Regions from separate parts of the Mus musculus genome. Here region 2 is linked to region 1. A link is a loop called in an ENCODE intact Hi-C map of the cell type or tissue named here. Cell type or tissue: left cerebral cortex. All regions are shown on one strand. Links, peaks and the distances in the headings refer to the core of each region. The heading gives the core; the rest is flanking DNA. Region 1 overlaps Gm31240 (a long non-coding RNA gene). Region 2 overlaps Gm40678 (a long non-coding RNA gene).

Region 1 (2,915 bases), core at 305-2,804:
TTGGAACCGAGGCCAAAGTCGATTCTGAGTCTTTCAGACAATTCAGTGAACCCAGCGGCATTTCCCCCTCCCCCCCCTTGGTCTTTAATGGAAAAGAGCATTTTTCCTGGTGTCATCCGTGGGTATTGATGAGGCAGTAGAGAGTTGTTCTTTGAGATGTTCTGTTTCTAATTTCTCATTCTCAAGTTTGTTTGCCACTTACAATCTTAAACTTGCCCACTGGGTTTCATACTGCCATCCACTTTTGTTGGCTTTAAATTTTTTTTTTCATTTATTTATTTTTGAGCCATGGACTTAGGGAGCTCATGCTGGCCTTGAACTTGCTATGCATCTGAGAGTGAGCTTGCACTTCTGGTCCAGTCTTGGAACTGCAAGTAAGCTTATTTTACTGTGCAGAGTTTCCACGGTGATGGGGAATAGAACCCAAGAGCTTTGCACATTTTCAGCAAGCGCTCTAACAACTAGCTGCCTCCCCAGTCCCTGGTTAGTTATTAAAAAGACGAATTACCTTCATTTTTCACTAGTATGCATGTGTGATTACGGGTGCTACAGAGTTCAGAAGATGGTGTCAGATGCCCTGAAGCTGGAGTTAGAGGCAATGCTGAGCTGCCAGATGTGGGTGCTGGGAACCGAACTCGGTCCTCAGTCATAAGGGCGAGTGCTTTTAATTTTGAGGCCATCTGACCAGTTCAAACATCGCCCCCCACCCCCATTGCTTTTTGACTCTTCAGTTCTCTCCCAAGTAAGGAAAAAGGAACTGTTCAGGAGGGTCCAGTATAGAAAGTGGCTGGAGAATAAAAATAATGCCAGAGAGAGAGAGAGAGAGAGAGAGAGAGAGAGAGAGAGAGAGAGAGAGAGAGCAACAGACAGACAGACATGGGGATACAGATGGTTGGATTTTGACTTCTCAGCAAACCCTGGCTGAAGGAAGACAGCATACTCTTATCAGTTTCTCTTATGGGTCAGATTGGAGTTGCTGTCACCGGCTGGCCTACATTTGTTGAAACATCATTCCCCAGAGAGCACATCCCTCACACTTGTGTGTAGGGAGTGTCCCCATGCAAGAGAGCAGCACGTTTTCTTTTTGCATTTCAGATGCTGGCTGCTTCCGATCCTTGGCCTAACCTCACGGTAAGGAAAAGATGTTGTATTTTGAATGTTCACTTCTCGCCTGCCTAGGGCACACTTAACTTTCCCTGGTTCTGAGACCATGTCTTATGTGAGGTTTGCTGCATTTGGACTCTAGGAAGTGATTAGACTCATGGATCCCACTAACTTACAAGGGCTGAAAGTTGCTTTTGTTCTGTGAATTGTTCCTGTGGCTCATGGCAAGGTCAAAGATGACCCCCCCCTGGAGCTCCCTCTAGTGGTATATTTCCATATGGCTTCACACCAGAGAGCTGAATACATTTTGAGGACTTTGGGGAAGTCACATGGCAAATTCTTCTGACGTTTTTACTCGTCTTTCCATTTTTACTTTCCTTTATGAAGAGGTTAAAAAGCTAAAAACTACATTTCCAGTACTACCTTACAACAGGAGCTCTGGGTATGAAATTGATTTTTTTTCTTTTCTCCTTCTTGAATTAGATGTTCTTGTTCCAAGTTATACAAGATTGGAGGGAGCTGGAAGCCATTTTTCTGCTTCATTCTTTTCCTCCTTGCTGGCAAGAAACATGGAAACGGGGGACGTTGGGTATGTGCATTGTGACAATCTCCAGCGTCTGGAGGATCAAGGTCATGGGAAAGCCAGGTCTCAGCACCTGAATTCCAGTGTCCACTCCAGCTTCCAAAGGATTAAGGTCAGGTCTTCTGGACTCTACTTCCTGATTCTCGGGGCTCAGTGACATAGGTGACTTAGTGTTTGTATGACTGGTGGCAGTCTGGGATGAGGGCCACATTGCTAGTCAGATGCCTTGTTAGGCCTTCTGGGGATCTTGTTAACTGAAATTCCCTGAATGAAGTCTCTGCTTGCTCAAAACACCTTGAGTGGGACCTGGGGAGGTTAAGTCAGCAAAGCGATGGCCCTGCAAGCATCAAGACCAGAGTCCAGAGACCCCCAGGATCCGTGTGTAAAAAGTCAGCTCACCAAGCTGACTTGTGAGGGGAAGCCCCTCCTGCTAGCCCAGAGGAGAAGACATTTCTGGGCTGATGTGGAACCTCATGGCTTTAGTCATTCAGGTAGACCAGAATGCATGGGACAAAACATCAAGAGAAGAGAGGATGAGAAAGTGTGTGTCATGACAAACGTGTTAGTCAGGTGCCTGGTTAAGAGGTTAAGTGGAACATCTATTGAAGCAAGGCTTTTCCAGGGAGCACAATACTTGGGGACCTAAGAAAAACTTGGCTTGTCCTTAACTTATTTCTGAGTTTATTTTTTTTTAAAGGTACCTAAAAATGAACAAGGGTGAAAATAAACCCAGTATAGTTATGGTTTTTATTGCTGTGAAGAGACAATGTGATCATGGCAACTTTTATAAAGGACAAGATTTAATTAGGCTGGCTTACAGCTCAGAGGTCCATTGTCATCATGGCAGGAAGCATGGTGGCACACAGGTCTACATGGTGCTGGAAAGGTAGCTGAGACTTCTATAACTGCCTTGGCAGACAACAGGAAGAGAGAGTGCCACACTGGGGCCTGCCTTGAGCATGATGCACTTCCTCCCAAAAAAGCCACACCCACTCCCACAAGGCCATACCTCCTAATAGTGCTGCTCTCTGAGCCCCTGGGGGCCATATATATATATACATTCAAGCCACCATACCCAGGGAGAAGTCAGAAGGTAACAGGAGGAAATCCAATTTCTTGAACAATGCTGATGATATTAAGTGATGAAGAGAAGGCTGTGAGGAGCTATAGTACTGCTCAGGGCTTTGAGGGCTTTTAGAACTTAGAAAGGATCGCTGGGGTAACAGAT
Region 2 (2,915 bases), core at 110-2,609, 66 kb before region 1:
GGGAGTGCAGGCTTGTACAACCACTCTGGAAATCAGTCTGGCGGTTCCTCAGAAAACTGGACATAGTACTACCGGAGGATCCAGCAATACCTCTCCTGGGCATATATCCAGAAGATGCCCCAACTGGTAAGAAGGACACATGCTCCACTATGTTCATAGCAGCCTTATTTATAATAGCCAGAAGCTGGAAAGAACCTAGATGCCCCTCAACAGAGGAATGGATACAGAAAATGTGGTACATCTACACAATGGAGTACTACTCAGCTATTAAAAAGAATGAATTTATGAAATTCCTAGCCAAATGGATGGACCTGGAGGGCATCATCCTGAGTGAGGTAACACATTCACAAAGAAACTCACACAATATGTACTCACTGATAAGTGGATATTAGCCCCAAACCTAGGATACCCAAGATATAAGATATAATTTGCTAAACACATGAAACTCAAGAAGAATGAAGACTGAAGTGTGGACACTATGCCCCTCCTTAGATTTGGGAACAAAACACCCATGGAAGGAGTCACAGAGACAAAGTTTGGAGCTGAGATGAAAGGATGGACCATGTAGAGACTGCCATATCCAGGGATCCACCCCATAATCAGCATCCAAATGCTGACACCATTGCATACACTAGCAAGATTTTATTGAAAGGACCCAGATGTAGCTGTCTCTTGTGAGACTATGCCGGGGCCTAGCAAACACAGAAGTGGATGCTCACAGTCAGCTAATGGATGGATCATAGGGCTCCCAATGGAGGAGCTAGAGAACGTAGCCAAGGAGCTAAAGGGATCTGCAACCCTATAGGTGGAACAACATTATGAACTAACCAGTACCCCGGAGCTCTTGACTCTAGCTGCATATATATCAAAAGATGGCCTAGTCGGCCATCACTGGAAAGAGAGGCCCATTGGACTTGCAAACTTTATATGCCCCAGTACAGGGGAACACCAGGGCCAAAAAGGGGGAGTGGGTGGGCAGGGGAGTGGGAGTGGGTGGATATGGGGGACTTTTGGTATAGCATTGGAAATGTAAATGAGTTACATACCTAATAAAAAATGGAAAAAAAAAAAAAAAAAAAAAAAAAAAAAAGAGAGGTCTGGGTGAGTTATAGCGCATTTCCCATAGTGACCAGCAGATGGTAGCAAAGGCAAGGCTCATGGGCGGCAGGAACCCAGCTTGCTGCTCAGTTCAGAACAGTGTCAGAACATTGCCTTAATTTTGGTGTCAGCATAATAGCTTGTTCATCCCCTCCACCAGCCTCCTCTTCCTCAGGAAATAATAGTCTCTAAATCTTCGGGACTCAGACCCGCCAAATAGAACCCAACACGTGCCCTAATCACTTGGGCCAATTCTTCTCTCTGAATGGTGTCGCTTTACGTGGGACTTTTTCTGCGTGGCTGTGGTGCTGCAGTGCCAGGGTAAGCTGAACATATAGCCAGGCACTGGGCGTGAAGGGAAAACGCAGGAGACACCTTCAAGGCGCCAATTAGGGGAGAAGAGAAGGGCCAGTAATGCAGAGTGGTGGGCCAGAAGTATGCTTGCCCTTTGCGGTTCCGAGACCCTGGCAGACCGGCAAGGCGCCTCCCACTGCTTCTGACTCCATAGTTCCTTCCCTGAGACTAAGCCAGCCCTGGGACTCACACTTGGCTCACGGCAGGGAACTTGTTTCCTTCATAGCACTTTTGCAGTGTAATAGTAGAGTGATTATTGGATCTTACATTTAATGAATGCATCTGCCATTTGCCTGACAGTCAACCTCAGGAAGACAGGGTAGGTTCTGCTCCAGCCAATGCCTAGAGCCCGGTACAGTTATGGTCCAGTGAACTATACCATAATAATTTCACCATTACCCAGTAAGTAGATACTTGTTCCATGATGGCGTTGTAGTGGCTTCATTCCTCTCACGTAGGAAGAAAAGTCGAGGGTAGAAGCAGAAATCCAGGCTGACCTCGGTGGAGATGTTGGTGTGGTTGGTTTTAATGTACTCTTGGCACAAATAGAATCCACGGGGGAGGAAGCCTAACCCAAAGGATTGTCCTTATTGTGGTAAATTGATGCAGGAAGACTCACCATGACTGCGGGCGGGATCTTCTCTAGATGAAAAGGGCTTGGTGGGCGCAGGGTTTCTCCCCTTCCACTCGCTTGGGCTCCCTCTTGCCCCTGAGCTGTAGATTCCTGCTCTGATAGTAGAACCAGCATTTCCAAGTTTCTATCATGGTTCTCTAGGGAGCTTCTGTCTTCGGGAGCCAGATTGGGATGCTGAGGTACCCAGCCTTGTGGACTGTCCAACTACCCATTGTTGGGCCTGCCCCAGTAGAAGATAGCCATTGCAAGACAACCAGGGCTCCGAGGCACTAGCCTAAGGACAGAGTAACCTTTGGATTCTTAGTTCTCAGATGTGATTCTTTTGTTGTTACTATTTCATAGCTGACTCGAGTCTGCCTGTCTCTATCTACCTATCTATCTATCTATCTATCTATCTATCTATCTATCTATCTATCTATCTATCTATCTATCATCTCTCCATTTATCATCTACCTCCTACCAATTTATAATCTATCTATCGATCTATCTATCTATCTACCCACCCCCTCTCCCATCTGTCTTTAACTCATACAGCGATTTATTCAACATGTGTATTTGGCTGTGTTGCGTATGCGATCCAAACTTCAGTTTGTTTAATCTGTAAATTGGGGATCAGACTATGTCTCCTGCAGGGGGACCACATGCATGCAAAGAGATCCTCTATAGGAAATTCAAAAATGAGTAAGTCGAGAAATGCTGTTGGTTTGTGTGTTGGAGGCTCTGTTTGTCATCTCCGGGAGGCCCAGTCTGTTGGATTTTGTAAGGATGATGTAATTAGTTTAAGAACTCCATGGACTGGTGAGGAGAGGAAGGGAAGGCTGTTGGAGGC

Evidence for each region. A loop is a pair of places that touch in the nucleus more often than their neighbours do. Peaks named below come from ENCODE experiments on the same cell type or tissue, not always from the same donor. Only the 100,000 strongest peaks of a DNase experiment are listed, where the experiment ranks them.
Region 2: it touches region 1 in a loop (3-fold over the local background); 15 of 42 quality-filtered maps call a loop at or near these places.

Annotation. Positions count from the first base shown.
Region 1 is chr10:66,740,461-66,743,375 of GRCm38, reverse strand. Gm31240 (a long non-coding RNA gene) reads left to right here. Exons shown (of 3, transcript XR_380501.2): 2 at 1,096-1,131; 3 at 1,588-2,450. It also overlaps the pseudogene Gm18777. Among named protein-coding and RNA genes, the nearest start is that of Gm31240, 3.7 kb to the left of the region's middle. In left cerebral cortex, for the core only: a CTCF peak has its summit at 1,355 (motif pointing left); a DNase peak (open chromatin) is centred at 1,365.
Region 2 is chr10:66,806,032-66,808,946 of GRCm38, reverse strand. The region is part of intron 2 of Gm40678 (a long non-coding RNA gene); the gene reads left to right. Among named protein-coding and RNA genes, the nearest start is that of Gm40678, 22 kb to the left of the region's middle. In left cerebral cortex, for the core only: a CTCF peak has its summit at 1,149 (motif pointing right); a DNase peak (open chromatin) is centred at 1,162; H3K4me3 peaks cover 401 bases; H3K27ac peaks cover 264 bases.